2 separate regions of the Homo sapiens genome follow, and region 2 is linked to region 1. Evidence: read pairs that join two places in POLR2A ChIA-PET (ENCODE). Cell type or tissue: A673. All regions are shown on one strand. Links, peaks and the distances in the headings refer to the core of each region. The heading gives the core; the rest is flanking DNA. Region 1 overlaps SAP30-DT (SAP30 divergent transcript). Region 2 overlaps GALNT7 (polypeptide N-acetylgalactosaminyltransferase 7).

Region 1 (13,232 bases), core at 1,988-9,987:
ACTAGTGGGTAGATCACCAATTCTGAAGCCTAACTGTATACTCACCCCAAAAACTCAATTTACTGAAATAATTTAACACTCTATCTTTGAAGAAGTGAAGCACAGGTTAGGAAGAAATGAAAACCTCTCATTCTGCTGCTAACATTTTCAATGCGAAACAATTAAATAGTCAAAGATATTTTGTTTTCCTATTTAAACAATATTTTTGTAAGTCATGGTAAACTGGCCAGGTGCAATAGTTCACACCTGTAATCTCAGCATTTTGGGAGGCCAAGACAGGAAGATTGCTTGAGCTAAAGAGTTCCAGACCGGCCTGGGCAACATAGTGAGACTTCCTTTCTACTGAAAAAAAAAAAAAAAATTTAGCCAGGCTTGGTGATGCGTGCCTGCAGTCTGTACTACTGAGGCTGAGGGCAGGAGGATTGCTTGAGCACAGGAGACAGGGGCTGCAGTGAGCTATGACTGAGCCACTGCACTCCAGCCTGGGCTACAGAGTGAGACTCTGTCTCAAAAATAATAATTAGAAGAAGCAGCAGCAAAATGTCCACAAGAAAGTTACTTAGTTCTAAAAGCCTCTACTACAATTAGAAAAAAAAATGACAAGTTGTAAAAATCATGTTTTAAAATACATTGGAGATCTGTTGAAGCAATCAAAAAATAACTCAAATTAAAATTCCAGACCGGAAAGAGACCTTCCTAGGTATGCTGATGAGTTTTGAAAACATTCTGTAGATTTTAGGCATGGAACTGAAGTCAGTCTAACTTGGCTTAGGCTTCTAGAAGGACTTTGACTAAATGAAAGAGACTCCAGCAAGCATTTGTCAGTTGTATTGGTGGGGGTTAGCACAATCAGTTGGAAACTAAAGGACTCTGAAATATCCGTACTGGCCTATTTTCCACAGATTAGCTGAATGCCGAGGTGGTATGGGAGACTAGAGAGTTGTGCCAGAAGCTTCTAAAAGACAAAGCTAAATGTCCCAGGGTTTCACAGTGTTTAGTGGACAAAAGTCTAGCTGGAGGGAGGGGTCTGCCACAAACTCATCATTGTCTTTTCCTGAAGACATTTGACATTTTTTGAAACTGTTTAGGCAGGAATGTAGAGACACAAGTTCAAACCCTCCAAAGAGCAGAAATGAATTTTTCATAGTCTTTCAGGGCTAAGGAGACAGAGACTGTCAATCCCTTAATCAAAAGACTGTGTGATAATGTCTTAATGTATGAGCAAAAGAAATAAGCCACAGATGGAAGGGTCTTACTAAAACTTTGCAGCCTAGCCTGGACACAGCTCAATCTCTAATTGGATTGAGATAATCAATCCTTTAACTTTCTCCCTGTTAGCAATAGGTAGAATATTGCAAAGGTCAAACCATCTCTAATAGAAGATATCATCTGGACCACAGCATAATAAAAAGTATTGAAAACTAACAACAGAAAATCTTAAAAGGAACCAGAGGAAAAAGGAAAAATAAATTCAAAACAGCAACAGTTAAGTCTAAATGCTGATTCTTCAACAGAACTAGGGAAACCAGAATCCTATTGAATGACATCTTTAGATCGCTGAAGGAAAAAAAAAAAATTGCTAACCTCAAGTTCCATATCCAGGGAAAAAGCTTTCAAGAATTACAGCAAAATAAAGATGTTTCTTGACAAACAGAAGTTGAGAGAATTCCCTGCCAGGAATCCTACTTAAGGAAAATAATCTCAAATCCTTAGAAGGAGGAAAAAAGCATAATCAAGGGTAATTATGTAAATTTTAAAAGAGTATTACCTTCTTAAAACAGCAATAATAATGTCTTGTGGATTTTTATAAACTGGACAAGTAGAATCTATGACAACGATGGCAAAAAAGGTAGGAAGAATAAGTAGATTTAAATTGACACCATAAGAGTCTCTGCAGTTCTTTTTTTTTTTTTCTTTGAGACAGAGTCTCATTCTGTCACCCAGGATGTGCAGTGGCGCAATCTTGGCTCACTGTAACCTCTGTCTCCCAGGTTCAAGCAATTCTCCTGCCTCAGCCTCCCAAGTAGCTGGGACTTCAGGCACGTGCCACTGCGCCCTGCTAATTTTTGTATTTTTAGTACAGACGGGGTTTCACCATGTTGGCCAGGATGGTCTCGATCTCTTGACCTCATGATCCACTTGCCTCAGTCTCCCAAAGTGCTGGGATTACAGGTGTGAGCCACCGCGCCCAGCCTGTAGTTCTTGAATTGTAATAGAAATGTTCATTTGGCCCATATTCAGATGAATATCTGTCACTTTCATATTAGGAAATCATCCTTTTGTAAATTTTTGAGACTGACTCTCACTTTGTTGCCCAGGCTGGAGTGCAGTGGCACAATCTCAGCTCACTGCAGCCTCCGCCTCCCAGGTTCAAGTGATTCTCCTTCCTCAGCCTCCCAAGCAGCTGGGATTACAGGCATGCGCCACAATGCCCGGCTGATTTTTGTATTTTTGGTAAAGTGGGGTTTCACCATGTTGGCCAGGCTGACCTCAAGTGATTCACCTGCCTTGGCCTCCCAAAGTGCTAGGATTACGAGTGTGAGCCATCATGCCCTGCTGAAAATAACTTTTTATCTGCTTTTGTGTAGGTGATATATTAATACTATATTGACCTTATATCAACTCAATGATTGATAACGACTTAAAACTGCAAATTCTTGTGTAAATACTCTTATAAATATAAAGGTGGCATATTTACAACTTTGTCCTCTAAATCGTGTTGTTACTGTGCTTAGTATTTTGACTGTATTTAAAAATATATTCACAAACTATGAAATTTTCAGATATACTTTTCAAAATATACATCTAATTTTAAAGCCTGGAATTCTAATTAGACTGAAAAAATGCACTTACGCATAATTGAGGATTATGCATCCTTCACCCTATTCGGGCCACTCCTGGAGTCAGGGTAGTAGAGCACAGCATTGCAGAGGCCGGAGCCAGAAGAAAAGCAAAAATGCCTTCCATCCTCTTGGCCTTGAATCTCCCATTAACAGAACTGAACCGGAAAGAAATTGGCAAGTGAATCTGGGAAATGATATTTAGAATTCCAGTACTCTGTAATATAGAGAGAGTAAAAGAATGAGAATGGAACTGACAGACAACAGAAATATAACCAGCACAGTCAAACAACTGGCAAGTGGCAGAGTTTATATCTCAAGCAGTCTAGCTCCTGAGTCCATGCACTTAACTACTACAGTATGCAGTGACACTATGATATGCTATAGCAACATTATTTCATACATTTTAAAATTAATGGCTGATGATGAATGCAAGTTGGCAGGAAAGAAATTGTAGGAATTGGATTCATTAAATATTCCAGAAAGATTAAGTTTCTACGTTGTGCCGGACACTACTCGAAATAGAATGATGCAAAACCAAAATGAAACAAGGATGAAGGAAGAGAGTTCCTTTCTCAGTATTTCAGACTGGACAAAATTTCCCTGTGAAGGATTCCAACTGGCTTGATTTGAATCGTGTGCCCCCCTCATTAAGCCAGGCACTTTCAGGGCAGGTATTAGGGGAAATAACCTAGTGGAAATGCTCAATAGAAACCTGAGACAAGGATTTTGTTGCAAATAGTTTATCTAAGAGATGCAGGAAACACCAGTAGGAGGTGGGGAAGCGAGACAAAGAAGGGAAAACAGTCAATAAAGGGTGCGGTATCAAGCCAGATACCACTTATAATGACTGGAGCATAATCCCATGAGAAAACTCTGGGAAAACACAGGCCTCAAAGTTATCCCATCTGAAGGCCAAGTGAGCTGGGGTATCTATATAACAAATCTTTCCAGTCACTTGGTGAAGGCTGCTAGAGTGGGAGTTTGTTAATTCCCAGGCATTTCCAAATTGCCCTGATCACATAGGGACAGAGCTGCCTTCCACAGCTTTGGAGAAAGCCCTCAGGTCAAGAAATCAATGTTGAAGTGGTAATGGCCAGAGAGACAAGAGCAGGGTCTGTCTCAACTTCTTCATCAGGTAAAAATTTTATCTGCCTAATGCATGGAGTTATAAATTTCAAAAGAAAGAACGCCTATGAGAGAGTGTTATAAAATATAAAATGTAATACCAAAAATTATTGTTTAGGAGTTTCTTGAAGGCAGGAGGTGCATATCATGTTTTTACATCTCTCCTAAGGCCTAGTACAGTGCTATGCATATGCATAGGCTCAAATATTTATTGGATGAATTTTTCAATGTAATGATTATTAAATATTCATTAAATATTTTCTAGGTTAATAGGTGTTTTTAAACTTATAATTCATATCAATAACTCATTACTGTTAACTTCTAAAAACCTTTATGTTTGAAAACTATAAAGTAGCATGGTCTTGTTCTATACCTTTGTCTAAAATTCTTAAATCTAGGTTGTTGTTCAGAACTCTGTTAATTACCCAAAACCCATTTTCTCCTTTCTTCTTACTTTAAAAAATATCTTGATTATAAAAAAGGTAATGATAAATTATTGCGGGTTCAAACCAATCATGAGAAAGCTATTCTCAGTAGCATAAGAGAAAGGCAAGAAAATTGTAGACATCAACCCGGACATTATTGAACTACTGAACCATTACCAGTAACCATCTTCTCTCAGTCTTCTTATATGTCAGAAAAATAAACTCATAATAATACTGTTAGATAGATATTCTATTATATGCAGCCATTGGCTAATAACTTTTTTAATAGCATTTTTTTCTTCTTTTGCGTAGCAAGCCCAAGACAAGTCATTTATTTCTGGACTAGATTATTTCATTATAGTAACTCATCAGAAAACTGAGATAAGCAGTAAGTATTTGGCCATTCACATTTTAACTATTTTGGATTCCCCTCTAACTAAAGAAAGATCACGGTTTTTTCCTACAGCTCTCTACCTGTGCTGGCTCCATCAATATTCAGTTTGACATTTTGACACATATCTAAAGAAGCTCAAGAGGGCTCTATCACCAAGAAAGCTGTAGTGAGATGATAGTCTTTCAGATACAAGTTAAAGTCGCTTGTCCAGTTATGTATGTGATCTTCTGCAGAGCCACTTTGCTTACTCAAAAAAACACATCTCCTGTTCTCTCACCAGAATATATTTTGAAACCATCCACTTATCTCCATCTCTACTATCATCACACAAGCTCAAGCCACAATAGACTCTGAACTGGTCTACCTGATTCCAGGGACTTTTGACTTTAACATTGGATCCTCCACAGAATAGCCAGAGTGATCTCAAAACATGAAACAGGTTAATCCACTTTCCAGCATAAAATCTTTCAATGGCCTCCAATTCCACATAAAATGTAATACATTATCATTGCATACAATGCCCTGCATAGCCTGCCCTCTTCCTATCTCTTTGACTGCATCCCCTACCACTTTCACTCTCACTCCCTATACTATAGCTATATAGAACTATTTTTTAGTTTGTCAAACACCAAAATATTTTTTGCCTCAAGACTTTGGCACATACTATTGCTTCTGTGTTTAATGCTCTTATCTTCTCTCTCATCGTGGCTGGCTCTTTCACTTCAGGTTTAAGCTTAAATATAAAGTTACTATCCAACTTCCTCTTTTATCACCGGTTATAACATTCATCACTATCTGTAATTATATATATATTTGTTAGCCTATTAGTTTAGTATCTGTAACCTTGCCTAGACCTCCAGAGGGTAGAGACATGCTCCTTTTCTTCTCCCTTAATAAAGCATTTGGTACATAAATCCCTGTAAGTTTGAATCAGAATGAATGAACGAATTAATGAAAGGCAGTGATTTTATTTGAAAGCAGTCTTCAGATTCCAAGCTGGCCTTTTTTCTTTTTTTCTGTCTTTCCATGTAACAGAGTGATGTATGATTGCAGCTTTCATCACTTTGGTGACCTAGATACTCAGATATTTTTATGATCCCCTCAAAATTAGTTCTAAATAGATTTTTACTGCATTCCTAGGATGACAGAAAATGGGAAAAATATCTAAGGAATTTTCCTTGACACCAAAATAAGTCAGAGGGTGGGGGCGGAGGATGAGGATTGGTAGGGATACCAATCATCAGCTAGACTCAGGCATGGTAATTTGAGTGGTAAGTAAACCTGGGAAGCAAATTAGCCATGAAAACAAATGCCCAAAGCAGAAGTTTGAATTGTAATCTTTACCTATAGGCCCACAAAAAGGAAAGGAAACCAAACTGGATACTACATTAAGCTGGGACTCCTTAAAGAAACTAAAATGGTAGCATACTTTGTCTCTTGGCAGAAACAGATGGAAATCCTTACTGAGGGAAAGCATCTTACTTTAGAAATATCACAGATTGATGGAATAAATATAAGTACAAAATTAGAGATGACCAGGCACGTGAAGAAGCAAGCCACCATTGAACACCCAAGGAATTCAGATATTTACAATTGTTAGATTCAGAATACAAACATTTTTAATAAGAAAAAGGATGAAATTAGAAAGATGAGGAAGCAACAGGTATCTATCAGGAATGACAAAAAAGTTCTGAAAACAACCAAATGGATCTTTGAGAAAGAAAAAAACATAGTTGTTGAAATTTTAATGAATGAGCTACACAGATGAGATAAAGCTAAAAATAAAATTAACATATTTTGCTGAAGAAATTAGACTGAATCACAGAAGAATGAGATGAACAATATTTTAAAAATAAAACAGAAACATTGGAAATAGAATAATGTTTATCAATATTGCAATATGTTTAATTAGTCCTAGAAAAAGGAAATAGAGAAAAGCACAAAGTGGCACTATTTTAGTATTTTTGATGCATTTTTTTCACAGTGAATGATATGAATTCAAATTTAGGAAGCATAAAGTAACCCAAGTAGCTTAATAAAAAGAAATCCACAATAACTTCAAGGTGAACTTGCAGATGTCAAATATATATGTGTGTATGTATATATATATATATATATATATATATATATATGTTTTTTTTCTTGAGAAAAAGTCTTGCTCTGTCGCCCAGACGGTAATGCAGTGGCACCATCTTGGCTCACTGCAACCTCTCCCTCCTGAGCTCAAGTGATTTCTTGTGCCTCAGCCTCCAGAGTAGCTGGGGTTACAGGTGTGCACCACCACACCCAACTAATTTTTGTATTTTTAGTAGAGATGGGGTTTCACCATGTTGGCCAGGCTGGTCTCAAACTCCTGACCTCAGGTGATCTGCCCGCTTAGGCCTCCCAAAGTGCTGGGATTGCAGGTGTGAGCCACCATGCCCAGCCCAAAAAATAATTTTAAAAGAGCCACAATGCCCAGCCCAAAAAATAATTTTAAAAGAAGCAAGAGAGAAAAGAAAGCTCACCTACAAAGGAAAACAGTTATACTGATGGCAGACTTCTCAGCAGCAACAGTGGAAGCTGGAAAACAGTGGAAAAATACCTATAATATAAAGTGCTGAGAGAAAATAACTGCCATTCTTGAACTGCAAGACTATGAGCAGGCCAGGTGTGGTGGCTCAGGTCTGTAATCCCAGCAATCTGGGAGGCTGAGGTGGGAGGACTGCTTGAGGCCAGGGGTTCAAGACCAGCCTGGGAAACATAATGGGGCACTCATCTCTACAAAAAATACAAATGTCAGCTGGGCATGATGGAAGGCACCTGTAGTCTCATCTACTCATGACACTGAGGCAGAAGGGTCATTTGAGCCCAGGAGATTGAGGCTGCAGTGAGCTACGATCTCATCCCACTGCACTCCAGCCTGAGCAATAGAGCAAGACCTTGTCTCAGAAAAGCTATGTGGGCAAATAAAAATTTTAAGGAAAATTGAGAGACTATCAACATACTAGCCCTAAAGGGACTACTAAATTATGTACTTCAGGAAGAAGGAAAATAATCCTAGAAAGACAGTATGAATAAAAGGAAGAGTGAGCATTATTTTTTAAAAAGGTAAACAGAGCTGCTGGTATAAGAAAAGGAAGGTAGATAAGTAGAAAACAGAAGCACAGAGAAATGGGAAAGTGCAAACTACAAAAAAGACCATCAGAAATAAATGCAACAGTGTGATTTCTTACATTCATGTAACTCCAGTCATAGAAAGTAAAGAGAGAAAATAGGGGAAAGGTATATTTGAAGATATAATAGCCAAGATTTATCTACAACTGATAAAAGACAGTTATTGTAATAAAGAAGTGTATAAACTAAACCTAAGTCTCACACCTTACACAAAAATTAACTCAAAATAGATAATAGTCTTAAATGTAAAATGTAAAACTACAAGACTTTTAGACAAAACATAGGAGAAAATCTTTGGGATACAAGCATAAAGAAAGAGTTCTTAGACTTAACATACGGCAATAGCATGATCTATGTAAGGAAAAACTGAACTTTATCTAAACTAATACATTTTCCTCTGTGAAAAGCATTAGGAGTAGTAAAAGGCAAATTACAGACTAGAAGAAAATACTTGCAAACCACATATCTGACAAGGAACTAATATCTGTAATATATAAAGAACTCTCAAAACTCAATAAAAGTCCAATTAGAAAATAAAAAAAAGACATGAACAAAAACTTACCATAGATGGTTTACAGATGGCACATAAGCAAATGAGATATTCAACATCATTAGCAATTAGGAAAATGCAAATTAAAACACAATGCCATATCACCATACACCTATCAGATTGGATAAAATAAAAATAGTGACAACACCAAATACTGGCAAGGATGCAGAGAAGCTGGATCACTCATGCATTGCTGCTGGGAATGTAGAATGATACAGCCACTGTGGAAAATAGTTTGCAATTTCTTAAAAACCTAAACATGAAACTGCCCCACAGCCCAGCAATTGTACTCTTGGAAATTTACCTCAGAAAAATGAAGGACTTTCTCCAAAGGTAAGTAGGGAGAAAAAAAGAAAGAAAAATACAGACTTACATTTTCACAAAAACCTATACATTAATGTTTATAGCAGCTTTATTCATAATATCCCCAAACTAGAAACAACCCAGATGTCCTTCACTGGGTGAATGGCTAAACAAACTGTTCTAAATCCATACCATACTACTCAGCAATAAAAAGGAACAAATTACTGATACATGCAACAGCCTGGATGAATCTTCAGGGAGTTACATTGAGTGGGGGAAAAAAAAATTCCAGGCCAGGCACAGTGGCTTATGCCTGTAACCCAACACTTTGGGAGGCTGAGGCGGGCAAATCATGAGGTCAGGAGATCAAGACCATCCTGGCCAACATGGTGAGACCCCATCTCTACTAAAAATACAAAAATTAGCTGGGTGTGGTGGTGCACATCTGTAGTCCCAGCTACTCTGGAGGCTGAGGCAGGATAATTGCTTCAACACGGGAGGTGGAGACTGCAGTGACCTGAGATCGCACCACTGCACTCGAGCCTGGCGACAGAGCGAGACTCCGTCTCAAAAAAGAAAAAAAATTCCAAAGGTTACATACTATATAAGCCCATGCCTTTTTGTATATTTTGTCTTGAAATGACAAAATTATAGAAATAAAGAACAGCTTAGTGGTTGCCAGGTGTTCAGAAGGCAGTGGGGACGGGAGGGAGTGGGTGAGGCAATAAAAGGGCAATTTGAGGGATCCTTGTGGTGATGGAAATGTTCTGTATCTTGACTGTATCAATGTCAATTCCTGGTTATGATACTGTACTACAGTTTTGCAAAATATTGTCATTGGAGAAAATGGGGTAAAGACACAGTGTCTCTCTGTAATGCTTCTTACAACTGTATGACAATATGCAATTAAGAGTAAAAGTTTAATTTTAAAAACTATAATAACAAGCTACTGGAGGGGGGCATTGAAAGATAAAAATAATTTGTTAAAGTGGGAAAGAAGAAAATGAAATAGGACAAATAGAACAAATATAAAATAAATGTAATGTGGTAGTTTTAACTTCGAATATATTGAGTAAGTATACCAAGACCAAGATTGTCAGACTGGTTACAAAATCAAAAACCCAATCATATGCTGTTTAAAGAGATATGCCATAAAAATGGCACAGAGGTGAAAGAAAAAGGATGGAAAAAAGTTTATCATAAAAACACTAACCAGAGACAGCTGATATGACTTCTCTAATAGCAGACAAAGTCAAATTTGTTTCGATAATACTACTAAAAACAAAAAGAATATTTCATAAAAGACTCAACAAATCAAGATAACTAGAAATCCTACCACCTATTGGGAAGCTGAAATGGGAGGATTGGTTGAGTCTAGGAGTTTTTAACCAGCCTGAGCAACATAGTAAGATCCCCTCATCAAAAATGAACAAACAAAAAAAGAGAAATATCATAGTCAATCCAATTGAAAATTCAGATGAAACAGACAAATTTCTTGAAAACACATTCTGTATTAGTTCGTTCTTGCATTGCTATAAAGAAATACCTAAGACTGGGATATTTATAAAGAGAAGAGGTTTAGTTGGCTCATGGTTCTGCAGGCTGTACAGGAAGCGTAGTGGCTTCTACTTCTGGGGAGGCCTCAGGAAGCTTCCAATCATAGTGGAAGGAAAAGCCGGAGCAGTTGTCTTATGTGGCAGGAACAGAAGCGAGAGAGAGAGGGAAAGGGGAAGCGTTACACACTTTTAAACAACCAGATCTTGTGAGAAGTCACTGTCATGAGAACAGCCAGGGGACGGTGCTAAACCATTCATAAGAAACTGCCCTTATGATCCAGTCACCTCCCACCAGGCCCCACCTCCAACAATGGGGATTACAATTCAACATGGGAATTGGGGAGGGACACAGATCCAAACCATATCAACATCTTAATGAAACTGACAGATAAAGAAATAGAAAACCTGAATGTTCCTCTGTCTATTAGCAAATTGAGTTTGTATGTAGCCTTCCCACAAATAAAATTCTCAGCATGTTTTGCTTCACTTACAAGTTCTATCAAATGAGCTGAGCATGTTGGCTCACATCTGTAAATCCCAGCACTTTGGGAGGCCAAGGCGGGTGGATCACTTGAGGTCAGGAGCTCGAGACCAGCCTGGCCAACATGGCAAAACCCCATCTCTACTGTTAATAAAAATACAAAAATTAGCCAGGCGTGCTGGTGTATACCTGTAATCCCGCCTACTCTGGAGGCTGGGGTAGAAGGATTGCTGGAACCAAGAGGTGGAGGTTGCAGTGAGCCAAGATGGTGCCACTGCTCTCCAGCCTGGGAGACAGAGCAAGATTTTGTCTGAAAAAAAAAAATAAATTCTATCACATATTTGGAAAGTTCACAAACTCTTCAATACAAAATAGGAAATACAAAAGAGGAAATATTTGAACTTGTTTTATGAAGTAAGCAAAACCTTGGTAACTAGAGTTGCCCAGTTAAATTCGAACTTCAGATAAATAATGAATAATTGTTAGTATAAAATATTTCACAAGATATAGTAAAAATTATTCATTATTTATCTTTAAATTCAAATTTAACTGGGTTTCCCATATTGTTATTTGCTAAATCTAACAACTGTGTTGGCAACAATACTTGACAAATACTTTACAAGAAAAGTAAATTACAGGCAGGTCTCTGTTACGAATATACATACAACAATCTTGAACAAATTATTGATAAATTAAATCCAGCAAGTTTCAAAAACGATGATATTATGGCCCATTTGGCATTCTTCCAGAAATGCAAGATTAACATTCAAAAATTAATAAAAAGGCCAGGCATGGTGGCTCACACCTGTAATCCCAGCACTTTGAGAGGCCGAGATAGGTGGATCATTTGAGATCAGAAGTTTGAAACCAGCCTGGCCAACATGGTGAAACCACGTCTCTAGTAAAAATAAAAAAATTAGCCTGGCATGGTGGGATGTGCCTGTAGTCCCAGCTACTTGGGAAACTGAGGCAGGAGAATTGCTTTAACCAGGGAGGCAGAGTTTGCAGTGAGCTTAAATCATGCCACTGCACTCCAGCCTGGGTGACAGAGGGAGACTCCATCTCAAAAAAATAATAAAATAAAATAAAATAAAAAATAAATATCAACGTTATTTTCTGTATTAATGGAATGAAAAAAAAAATCATCCAATCATCCCAAGATGCAGAAACATTTGATAAAGTTAAACCCCTATTTATAATTTTTAAAACTTTTAGCAAAGTAGTAAAAGGGACCATCAATAATTTGATAAAAGATATATGCAAAAGCCCTACAGCAAACATTGTATTTAAAGTGAAATGTGGAAGTAAGTTTTCTCCTGAGATTGGGATTAGGACAAGGAGATTCACCATCACATTCCTATTCAAACTTGTATTGATGTATTGATGGTTCCCTCCAGTGTAATAAAGCCCTTCTTTCCCCCCAAAGTATAAAAATCAGAAAGAAAAAAAATGTAATATGTAAAATAATGGCATATGTAAAATATAAAGTAAAATAAAAAACATTGTTTAAAAACTCCAAATTGCTGGGTAGATTGGATGCAATCCTAACATAATTTTCAGCAGGTTTTTAAGGAATGTGGCTGATTCTAAAATTTGTGTATAAATGCACTGGGCCAAGAAAAGCCAATAATCTTGAAGAGCAACTAAGTTGGAAGACCAGACATCAAATGTTGGATATCAAGATTATCATAAAATGGCAACAGTTAAGCTGTGTGATATTGGTGAGACAACAGGCATACAGACCAAGGGAACAGAAAAGACACACATAGAAAGTCACCGGATTTATGACAAAAGTCTTAGTACAGTATAGTTGGGAAAGGATGATATTTTTAAATAAATGGTGCTAGGTTAATTGGAAATCCACACAGAAAAATTTGAATTGAATGGCTACTTCACAACATATACAAATAACAGTTCTAGGTAGATGCTAGTCCTAAATGTAAAAGACAAACACTGAAGTTTCTAGAGGATAACAGAGGAGAATATCTTCAGTATCTTTCCAGGAGATAAAATTTTCTTAAACAGGACACAGAAAGCACTAAGCAAAAGGAAAAATGTTGACGAATTAGACTTTATTAAAACTAAGACCTTCTGTTCATCAAAGGACATGATTATGGATGTGCAGAGGCCAACCCCAGGGTGGGTGAAGATATTTGCAATACATCTATCCAATAAAGATCTCATACCCAGAAAACATGAGGACTTCCTACAAATCAGTAAGAAAAAGACATCGTTTGTATAAAATGGTCAAAAAGACTTGCGCAGGCATTTTACAAAAAGGATATACAAATGGCCAATAAACATAAAAATGTGTTTAATAACAATAATCAAAGAAATATAAATTAAAGCTATAATGAGATACCTTTTCACACCACTAGGATGGATAAAACTTTAAAAAC
Region 2 (11,900 bases), core at 2,856-10,855, 110 kb before region 1:
AAAATCAAGAATTTGCAGGAAGATGGTATAGGGAGCTTAGAAGCTACTGGCATGAACAGTAACTTTTCATAGGCTATCATTATCCTCAATATCTTCCTTACAGTTCTTCAGAAGATTTTAAACAGTAATCCTGTTTTTTAAAACAGGATTTAAAACATTATTTAATAATGGCCTAGCATTTATTGCATATTTAGCATTGCCAGGCACTCAAAGTATTTTATGTAGTGCCTCATTTAATCCTTGCAGGAACCTTATTGTGCTCATATATTAATATTCCAATTTTGTAAATGAGGAAACTGACTTAAATATATGTACTCTGCTTAATGAGCTACTTTCTAAGGAAAACACAAGTTTTATCTTTGCCACAGGTTGGGTTACCCAGGAAGCGCACTCTGAGATTGAGATTTGGATGCCTTATGTTGTTAGAGATACCTGACAGATCTAACAGAATTGATCTCTGGGGATCAATACCTTTGGAAGGGAGGAGATGCAACCACAACCACTCAGTGAAGCTGAGCTATGAAGTGGTTCTCTACCAAGTCCTGAACCAACCCCACAGAGAGCTCTGGAGCTAGGGTAGTTGTTCAAAGTCCTTCCAATTTGGAGCAAGAGGACTGGCCTTTTTACCTCTGCATTGACCCATCGCTGTGTGCAGACTGCCCCTGGAAGGAGGCTTGATCTTGGATGGGGACCCTCTTCTGCTGGCACTCTCTGCAGCCAGGGGAATAAGTTTTTTAATCCTGAAAGGGCTTCTGGGGTAGAACTGATCGCTGATCACAGTGTCCACCACATCTCCAGTAAATTTGCTATAATTTCTTCAAAACAAATTTTCTTGATAAAGACTTTTTCCCTATTGGCTATTCTTTTCTTATTTTTCCCATTGAAGAATATATATATTTAGAGGCATTTGCTCTTATGTCATTCACCATAAACTCAAAGTCTTTTTTAACCCAGTTGTACCAGCTTTTAACTCCGTGCCTTATATTACATCGGATAAACCAAAATATTTTTATGCAGTAACTTGCTGTTTTTTTTAAACATCAGGCGTTTAGCATCTCCAGTCCTCAACATTTTACTCTGCTTGTCTTTACAGCCATTCTTGAGAAGGTTCTCAAAGAGGTCAATGCAAGAGAAAGTCTTCATATTAATCCATGCTTAGGATCTCCTCAATTTCAACCCCTTCTTTGTTAAAGCGTCCTCTTTGACACTCAGCATACATCCTTCATCCCGTGATTTTCTGGTGGAGAAAATTACTCACTCTCAGCTTGCTGGCTGACTGTCCCAACTGTCTGTCTTCTGTGTGAACTTGGAGGCAGAAGGGCTGTGTGTGCTATCACTCCCTGGTGTAGAGAAACACGTCCACCTCCTCCTGCCTCTGGTGTACCTGGTCCCTTGTATATGGGATTATGTGCTCTCAGCATAAGAAATGCCTGATTTTTCCATTTAAATGAGGTGAGGCTATGTTACAAATGCACTATTTGTTCTCTTCTTCCTTTGGGAGTATTTCTGGTCTTCATTTTTATTGGAAGACCTCGAAATACTTTAAATATGTTTGTTCTATAGTTTTTAAAAAATAAATCATTTCTGAGTATGTTGAAACTCAGTACCCAGCAACATAATTTTCTTTGGTTAATAATTTTTCTAAACTGGAAATGAAATGCCTTAAAATTATGCATTTGTCAAATATGCTTTAATATGTGGTTAAAAGCCAATCTAATAAGGAAAAATAACCTAAAAATTAGTCCAACCATTCCTTTTAATTCCTTGCTTCCAATTTACCATGTATATCTACCACTTTGGAGAGAAAAACTGTTAATTTAACCTTAATTTTTAATTTAATTTAAAAATTTTAAAATGTAACTCCATTTAAAGAAGTATCTTGAGGAAGATTGAACCTGGGAGCAGGTAAGTAGGAGAGATCACTAAAGAGCAAAGTGTAAGGTAGAGCATTTGTTTCCTTCTTTTTTGTTTGTTTGTTTTTGTTTTTGTTTTGAGACAGTGTCTCGCTCTGTCGCCCAGGCTGGAGTGCAGTGACTCGATCTTGGCTCACTGCAAGCTCCGCCTCCCAGGTTCACGCCATTCTCCTGCCTCAGCCTCCCCAGTAGCTGGGACTACAGGCACCCACGACCACACCTGGCTAATTTTTTTTATTTTTAGTAGAGACGGGGTTTCACCGTGTTAGCCAAGATGGTCTCGATCTCCTGACCTCATGATCCACCCACTTCGGCCTCCCAAAGTGTTGGGATTACAGGCCTGAGCCAACACTCCTGGCCTCCTTCTTTTTTATAAGGATGTGTGCCTCTTCACATAGAGTGCTGTGTAGGACTTGAACTTCTATCTCATGAATGTCTCATGTTGGCGGAGGTCATGCAGCATGATTCTCATTGCTTTTAAGTGATGGATAATTGAGTGATTAATAATTGATTTCACTGCATTCTGTGTTTTTTGCACCTTTTAAAAAAAATCGCTTAAGCTAGGGTTTTTGTTTCTGTTTTTTAAATGCTACCCCAAGTTTGGTTGTGTTCTCAAGTGAAAAACATTGCTAGCTATGCCGTGTGTGAACTTTCAGCCTAGTCATTTTGTGGCCATAAATATTGTTTCTATGAGCCTCTTTTCAGCTGTGCTAGTCATGTGTTTTCTGTTTGTTCCTTAAATTATGTAAAATGACCCCTTTGGCAGCCAACAAATTTTATAGCTTACTATGATAAAGAGCTTCCTTATGGAAAAAATATTCAAGTTATATAAAATGTTTTCTAGCAGGTCAATTTTTTTCTGAATAAATAGTTTTAAAAACAAATTTAACAGGAAGCTTAACAATTTTTTGAAAATTTGTACAAGCAGTGCTCAATGTAGGGAATAAGGAAAACCAAGAGATGAGAAAAATTAACACCCAAAAGCTCATCACCAGAGAAAACTGCTTTTACTCTCTCTTCTTCTAGTCATTTCTATGCCCCATTATTATTTTTGCATATTTGAGGTGATGTGGTGTAAACAGTATGTATATTCAATGTGTATATTCTACTTCTTCAAACTAATATTATATATAAAGATTTTCTACAAAAATTATTTTTTGAACGTTTTATAATTATATACTATTCAGTTGTGTTAAGTTCAGTTAGCATAATTTTTCTAACTGTTCTCATTAAGGGCATTTTGTTTGTTTCTAGTAGATTGGCTAGTATACAGGCTGCAGTGAGCATTTCTGCATAATGTCTCTTCTGTAATTAGAATTGTGTCCCTAGAATATATTCACAGGTCTGAAATTTTGCAGTCAGGAGGAATGAATGCTTTTAAAGATTTTGATACTCACAGCCAGATGGCTTTACAAAAAAAACTCTACCAACATTAAATTGTTTTTACTTTTTTTCCCCGCCTAGGAGGGTCTAAGATCTTTGTGACCCTAAAAAGGTTAAGAGCCACTGGTATGTTTATGAAAAACAGATTTTATGCTTCTTGAGGTCATCACTGCCTTTTAACTTCCAGGAACCCTACCAGTAAGCATACCCTGAAGTAGATGTGCAAGAAATTTGTTGAAAATAATGATCTTAGTGAGATCTGCATGTGACCAAAATTGAGGATGCCTTTCAGGAATACTAACATGCCTTAGGCAGTGGAAAGGGTGGCCAACTCCTCTTTGGTGTCAATTTGAAAACCTTATTTTATTTACTTCATATTGTCAGTGGCAGACAACAGATTTTTGAAGACCATTTTGTGTTTTTGCAAAATCACAATAGCAAGCACGGTAGCTCAGTTTAATGGTCCTATGTGCCAAAGTGACTAGCTGAAAATAAAGTATTTCATTTTTATCTGTAGCAGTCAAGTCACATGAGATGAGTATATCATTTCCTGCATATTACAATTTATTACATCTTAATATTCACCTACCCTAGTGGGCGTCATAGTAAGTTTTTACTTCTATTACAGTAGCCTTTCCTGAGCTGCTTTATTATGAATTCTAGTTAGTAGTATTTTATTGGTTTGAAAATAAAGGAAATTTTTATTGAAATAAATGTATTGAAATTAACAGTGATTCTAAGGAATATATTTGTTTTAGCATTTAAATAGTCTACAAAGATAACTATCAATTTATTTAGCTAGAAGTTCCCTAGAAATTCTAGTTAAGGATATGAAAAGCATGGATGCCTCCCTCGACCTAGAGAGAGTATAATAGTTAAGAACATGGAATCTGTAGCCAGAGACCTTGGATTTGAATCCTACCTTTACTGCCTCCTTGGAGCACGGCTTTTATCAAGTTACTTAAACTCTGTGCCTCTGATTTCTTAACTGTAAAATGGGGTAATAGTGGTATCTAGCTCAAAGAGTTGTTGCAGGAATTAAAAGAGATACGTATGATGCAGGCAGAATCATGCTTGTTTCATTGTATGGGTTCTTCTACCTTCTCCTCATCGTATTATCGTAGTCTTTGTAGTCGTCTTCATGATGGAAGTCAGTATTCAATGAAATACTTTCTCTGATAAATTGATTTACTACTTTTTTTTTCATTTTTATCTCCATTTTTCTTGGTAAGCCTTTGGAGGTTCTGTTCCAACTTTGACAATGCTTTGACTGACACATTGGCAGGCTGTCTTAAGTGTGTGCTATAGTAACAACATGCTTCCTTTTTCATTTATTTGTAGATACCAGGATAAATGTGCTGCTTACCTTCATTATACCAGGTAAAAGAAGGGAACCTTTTCAATAGAAAACAAAAAACCTGTATGACTTAGGGTCATCAGAAGAGTATGGCAAAATAAAACTGAGATATTCAGTGAGACTTGCCAGTGTAGTCTTCCAATAAATTATTGCATATTATTTGCCAGAGCTTCACCTTTTGTTGCAAACAGATAGCAAATTTCAGTTGCACCACTTCAGCAGCTTATGTTCATCAACTGAGGTTGGTTGGAATGTGTCAGACCAGCTAAATTTAAGCATATGTTATATATTCTTTCAGTTAATGGGTAGAGTTGCTTCCTGTTGCTTAACTACTGCTATGTTTCCTTCTCTCAAAGTGCCAAAAAGTTTTTGAAATAAAATGATTATTTTAATGGTTTGGTATTGTGAACATGGTTATGGTAAAATTAGAATATTGCTTCTTTCATCTAAAAGGTGGTAGGTAGCAAGATGAAGAAATGGAAATAGAAAGTAAGGGAAAGTTAAAGTTAACTATCATATTTTTAATGTTTTAATATGAGTATAATCTGTTTACTATATAAATCAGAAATTAAATTAGGAAAACATTCCATATTATTCTGTATGAAAGTAGTGTTTTGATATGTCACTCCTAATCCTCACTTGGGTTTCATAGTGAACATTTTCATGTGTCCTAGAAAACAGACTGTTGGTTGTATTTCTGGATAAGTACTCTGTGAGGGGTTTTCTCCCTTTCTCTCACTGATACCTCTTACATTATGGGAGGGGAGAAAAATGGAACTCTGGTCTTATATATAATATAGTTAGCATGTCCTGGGAAATATAGTAAATTATTCTGTGATAGTGTAATTATCTTCTGCTGTCTTTATGGAACCAGGCATTTGATAAATTTTTGGTTAGAGTAGAATATCAGCAAAGCTATAGGAATAGGCTCAATTGTGAATAATTTAGTTTTCCTCCATAGCCACAGCACTACTTTTGCTCACAAAAAGGCAAGAGTATTCATGAGCGATAGTTTGAACATCTAAAAATTCACAGTAGTACCTCAGTTGGAACAGTCTGCTTAACATAGGTTGAAAAGCACTTTAGTCCTTACTTATGGGACAGACTGATTTAATTCTTTGTATCAAATTTTTAAAAATGTTTTTCCCTTTATTTCACAAGCTGTCAGGGGAAATCATGACCTAACACATTGAAGGAACAAAACACCTTTGACAGGCAGATCTCATTGTGCAGTGTAAGAATTGGCTTCTTTGGTGTAACTGGTTGCCAAAGATAGCCTTATAACATGATTTTAAAAAGCAGAATAAAGAGACATTAAAGTATATATTAATCGCATGTTTTAAAGGCCCCTCGAGTTAATTGTTTTTGTAAATTTCTGGGTTTCTACAAAGTAGAAGTCATTATCAAGCAGTCTTCTTGAAGTTGTTTAGCATTGTGGCCACCAGCACAGGATCAGGAGTCACAGGCCAGGGTTCAAACCTACATCAGTGGCTTACTGATTGTGTGACTTAATGATGTATGATCTCCTCTCTAATCTTTGGCTTCCTGAACTATAAAATGTGAGAGTAAAATTACAGGTCCTGTCTCACTGGATAGTTGCGAGGATTGGAGTATGTAACATACTTAACGGTGTCTAGTAGTTTTATTTTTTAAAATCAAAAATTGCACTGCTGTTGCCCCAAAAATCCATCTAAAAAACATAAGGCAGGCCCTCCTTTAAATATATGGAGGCCAGGAAACATGTTTCCTGTTGAATAACTGTTATTATTTTTGTATATGGGAGTAGAAATAAGGAAACTAGAAATGGCACAGAATTTAGGAGAAAGGAAGACACATAACAGAAGCTCTTCCTGTGCAAAAGGAGCAAAATACTAAGACTCTCCTCAATTAGAGCTTTTTAGTCTGGTTGGGGAAGAAAAACTAACATATAGGACAGTTAGAGAATTATAAAAATATTGAGTAGAAATTCATAAGAGGAAAAATATCACTGGAACTAGAGCAGATGGTGGGGGCTGAGTCTTTATAAATGGAATTGGAACTGAACTTAGAAGGAAGAGAGGAGGAAAGCAGGGCAGTGCTGTAGGCTAAGGCTGGTAAGTGAGCAAACCCTAGAGGCAGGACTGAAAATAATTTTTTAAAATCATCTCCTGAAGGGACGTGACTGACTAATGAGTACAGGGACACCTTGAGTGAGTACATAGTGGGTAACACTGAAGCCAGGCAAAGAGTTTGAGCCTGGTTAGGGAGACTTTCAGTCTCTTAAAAAAAAAAAATCCCTGACATATACTAGAAAGCAGTGGTTTTTATAAATTTTTGATTGATACATATGAATTGTACATATTTATGGAGGGCATGGTATATTTTGATACATGCATACAGTGTGTAATGATCAAATCAGGGTAATTAGGATATCTGTTACCTTGAACTTTTTTTTTTTTTAGAGACAGCGTCTTGCTCTGTTGCCCGGGCTGGAGGGCAGTGGCACGACCATAGTTCACTGCAGCCTCGAACTCCTGGCCTCAAGCAATCCTCCCACCTCAGCCTTCCAAGTAACTGGGACTACAGACACACACCACCATGCCCTGCTGATTTAAAAAAAATTTTTGTAAAGATGGGGGTCTCTCTATGCTGCCGAGGCATGTCTCAAACTCCTACCCTCAAGAGATCCTCCTGCCTCAGCCTCCCAGAGTGCTGGGATTACAGGTGTGAGCTTGTAACATTCCTTTTCTTTGTGTCGGGAATGCCTCAGATCTTTTCTTCTAGCTATTTTGAAATGTACAATAAATTGTTGTTCCCTATGGTCACCCTACTGTGGTACTGAACACTAGAACTTATTCCTTCTATCTAAGTGTATGTTTGTACCCATTAACCAATCTCTCTTTACCCCTTTCCCCTTCCCAGCCACTGTTAGCCATCATTCTACTCTACCTCGGTGAGATCCACTTTTTTAGCTCTCGCGTATGAGTGAGAACACGTGGTATTTGTCTTTCCGTGCCTGGCTTATTTCACATAGCATGATGACCTTCACTTCCATCCATGTTGCTGCAAATGACAGGATTTCTTTCTGTGGCTGAATAGTACTCCATTGTGTGTATACATACCACATTTTCTTTATCCATTCATCCACTGATGGACACTTAGGTTGATTCTGTATCTTGGCTATTGTGAATAGTGCTTCAGTCAACATGACAGTGCAGGTATCCTTTGATATATTAATTTCCTTTCCTTTGGATAAATACCCAGTAGTGGGATGGGTGGGTTGTATGGTAGTTCTATTTTTAGGTTTCTGAGAAACCTCCATACTGTTTTCCATAATGGCTGTTGTAACTTACATTCTCACCAACAGTGTATAAGAGTTCCCTTACTCTGCATGTTTGCCAGCATTGTTATTTTTTGTCTTTTTGATAAGAACCTTTCTGACTCAGATGAGATGATACTTCATTGCGGTTTTGATTTGGATTTCCCTGATGATTAGTGATGTTGAGTATTTTTTCATATATCTGCAGTATTTAACAGAGCTAAGTCTAAATGCAATATATAGAATAGATTAAATGGGAGACACTGTTGGATTAATTCAGACTGCAGTGGTTGAGGATTTGGATCCCAAAGAAGAGAACAATGCCAGTATCTGCACCAATTCCATCTTTCCTATTACATCAGAGGGGTTGTCCGCCTCCCAGCCAGGCCAGTCCCCATGACTGCTTTGGCTCCCATCCCTTCTTCATTCTCAAGAACTTTGTGCACTTGATTACCCCTTCTCTCACATGCTTTTTAATGTCTCACCCTTGCCTTTGCTTTTAAAAATCTTCAAGCTTTTCCTATTAAAAACAAACTAAATTTTCTCATTCCACTTCATATTTCTTCCAGCTGCCTCTTCATCTCTATTCATCCCTTAACAGGCAAATCAAATTTTTCAAAAAATGTTGTCTATTCTTGTTTGTATCGTTTCCACATCTCCCAACTCCACACTTCCACTCACTCCAGTTGGGCTCTTGACACCATTACCCTGCCAAAACAGCTGTCACTGAAGTTATCAGTCAGCTTCAACTTCACGTTACCAAATGCAATCCTCATCTTGCTTGGCTTCTCGACATAGTTCACCGTGCCCTGTGTCTTGAACACACTGTTTTGGTTTTTGGTTTTCTTTCCACATATTGGGCTAGTCATCTGTCTCTTCTATAGTCTCACCCTCTTCCATCCATCATGTAAGGGGTGAATTCCTCAAGGCGGGATCCAAGATCCTCTCCTTTTCTCACTTTATAATCTCTCCATCACTCGTCTTATTGGCTCTTGAGTCAATTATTATCTGCATAAAGATTTGTGCCAAATTATATTCTCCAGTCCAGACCTCTTCACTGAGCTATAAATTCTGTTTCTGTCTCCTCTTGAATGTTTCAGAAGCACTTGAAATTCAGCATATCTAAAAGGGAACTCATCATCTTCAATTCTGGTCTATTTCAGTGTTTCCTCTCTCAGTGAATAGTATCCAGTTGTATAAGTTACAAATCTTAAAGTCATTCTTCATACCTCCCTCTCCTTCATCACACATATCCAATCCATCATGATTGGATAGCAAAAGAAAACAGTTGCTCATTTTACTTCGTAATTACTATAATTTGAATGTCTGTCCCCTCAAACCTCATGTTGTAATTTGAGTCCCAATTTTGGAGGTGAGGCCTAATGGGAAGTGATTGGGTCATGGAGGCAGATCCCTCATGTATTGTTTCAGTGCCATCTTCACTGTAATAAGTGAGTTCTCATTCTGTTAGTTACCAAAAGCACTGGTTATAAAACAAAACAAAAGAAAACAAAAAAAAACTGGCACCTCCTTCTCTCTGTATCTTGCTCCCTGTCTCGCCATGTGATCTCTGCACACACCTGCTTCCCTTCCCTACTGCCATGCATGGAAGCAGCCTGAGGCCCTATCAGAAGGAGATGCTGGTACCATGCTTCTTATACAGCCTGCAGAACTGTGAGCCAAATAAACCTCTTTTCTTTATAAATTACGCAGCTTCTGGTATTTCTTTATAGCAATACAAATGGGCGAAGACACTAATTAACCCTTGAATCTGTCCACTTTCCACTTTTTTTCTTCCACCACCAAGATTCTTATCCAGACTACTGCTGTCTATTCTGGAATCTATCCTCAGTCACTCTGGCCTGTTTCCAGGTCTGTTCTCTTACTACTCAGCCAGGGGATTGTTTTCAAAATGCTTCTGTCCCTTCCAAGGTACATTAAAGCTATTAACTCACTTTTTACTGCTCTCAGATGAAGTCCAGATGCATTACCATGGACACCAGGCCTGGCTTGATCTAGCTACTACCTAATCTTCAGCCTCACCTTGCCCCAGGCACGCCTCACTCTGTACTCCAGCCATATCTAGTCCTTCTTGCTTGGCATAGGCCTTCCTTCTACAGGCACTTTGCACAACACGTTCTCTACCTGGGATACTCTTCCCTCCTGTCTTCACCTAAGTAACTTCTGTTCTTTCAGATCTTTGCTCAGTGATGTACTCATTCTCAAGAAAGCCTTTTCTTTTCTTTTCTTTTTTTTTTTTTTCTTGAGACAGAGTCTTGCTCTGTTGTCCAGGCTGGAGTGCAGTGGCACAATCTCTGCTCACTGCATGCTCCACCGCCCAGGTTCACACCATTCTCCTGCCTCAGCCTCCCAAGTAGCTGGGACTACAGGCACCCACCACCACGCCCAGCTAATTTTTGTATTTTTAGAAGAGATGGAGTTTCACTGTGTTAGCCAGGATGGTGTCGATCTCCTGACCTCGTGATCTGTCTGCCTTGGCCTCCCAAAGTGCTGGGATTACAGGCGTGAGCCACCACGCCCGGCCACAAGAAAGCCTTTTCTAACTTCCTAAATTGGATCAATTCTCCTTGAAGTTTCTTACAGCACCATGTTTATATGATTATTTGTTTATCTGTCTGCCCCACTGGACAGAAAGAGCCACAAAAGCAGGGATGTATTTGCTTACCTTTGTATCTCTGTAACCTGGTACATAGTAGGTACTCAGTACATATTTGTTAAACCATCAGTTAGGCATTTGAAAGGAATGTCTAGGGCACAGCAACAAGGGGATCACAAAAATGCTTTGTGTGCTCTAGAAGGTAGAAAGCAGTATGACAGATCCATCCTCTAGCTGGGTAGGAGAGAACCGTGAGGAGTCCAGAGGCCTTTCTAGTTCCATGCTCCTGGGGCCTCCACCGTTGTCTATCAGAGAGCTGGCGAGCGAGCCCCACTGCAGCACTGCCATTACCATACTTCCCTGGCCTATACCTTCAGACTTTGTCATTCTTGTTACTTCAACATCATGACTGCAGTTTTTAGCCCTGTTGACCACTCCTGCCTTGAAATTCTCTCCTACTTTGCCTTCTGTAGTATTTTATTTTTAAGTTTTTTCTTATCTCTCTGACAACATCTTGGCTTCTCTTCCCACTCATTTGCTCTATCCGAGTACTCATTCCAAAATTCAGCTTTGATCTCATGGCTCCCATGTAAGAGGATAAAGTCTGAACCTCTCAGCAGTTCTTAAGAGACCCTCTGAGGAACTTGCCAGTATCTCAAGTTTCATCTCCTGCCCTTCTGTTATAGCAAATGATTTGGCATTCTCTAAGCACTCCGTGTTTTTATGATTTTGTGCCTTTTCCTCATGCCCCACCTTACATCCCCACCGCCTATGTACTGGGGAGCCTCTACTATTTTCAAAACGCAGATCAGGTCACTTAGGCCTGCTCAGGCATTCCCTTCCTCCAGGCTGTGACTCCCTTAGAGGCAAGGCCTTTTTCTATAACATGGCACTTTTATATAGAGTACCTGGCATATAGTAGACCTGTAATAAATATTCGGATAACAGAAAGGACAGTTCTTTTATCTTTTAATGATGCATATAAATAGTAACCTGAATGACAAATAACACTCATGATAAACCAGAGTATCACTGAATAAGCATTCCTTCTTGAGAACAGACCTCTTGATAGTTAAAAAGTAAAATGTCAAAAAGTTTATTACATAAATAACCTTGATCTACTCTGACTGTATTTTTCTGTCTCACATAATTCTGTTACATTGTCACACCCTCCTAAAATGGATTTCTAGTCGTGCCATGGTAATAAAATGTTGTTCTAGGCTTTAAAATGATACATCTGCCCTGAAAGCTTTGAGGTATTTTTTTCCCTGGGGTGGTTATTTTTTCAGATTGCCAAGAGAAGGTTATCATATACCAATCATAATGTATGTG

The links. Peaks named below come from ENCODE experiments on the same cell type or tissue, not always from the same donor. Only the 100,000 strongest peaks of a DNase experiment are listed, where the experiment ranks them.
Region 2: POLR2A ChIA-PET joins it to region 1 with 7 read pairs; 4 of 35 experiments call an interaction of 5 or more read pairs at or near these places.

Annotation. Positions count from the first base shown.
Region 1 is chr4:173,340,344-173,353,575 of GRCh38, forward strand. It overlaps SAP30-DT (SAP30 divergent transcript), which reads right to left. Exons shown (of 4, transcript NR_183973.1): 3 at 11,023-11,143; 4 at 8,888-10,484. Among named protein-coding and RNA genes, the nearest start is that of HMGB2, 13 kb to the left of the region's middle. In A673, for the core only: no CTCF peak of the experiment used is centred there; no DNase peak of the experiment used is centred there; H3K27ac peaks cover 480 bases.
Region 2 is chr4:173,225,358-173,237,257 of GRCh38, forward strand. The region is part of intron 1 of GALNT7 (polypeptide N-acetylgalactosaminyltransferase 7); the gene reads left to right. Among named protein-coding and RNA genes, the nearest start is that of MIR548T, 37 kb to the right of the region's middle. RefSeq lists enhancers at 797-1,313, 1,314-1,829. In A673, for the core only: a CTCF peak has its summit at 6,764; DNase peaks (open chromatin) are centred at 4,904 and 6,754; H3K27ac peaks cover 2,504 bases.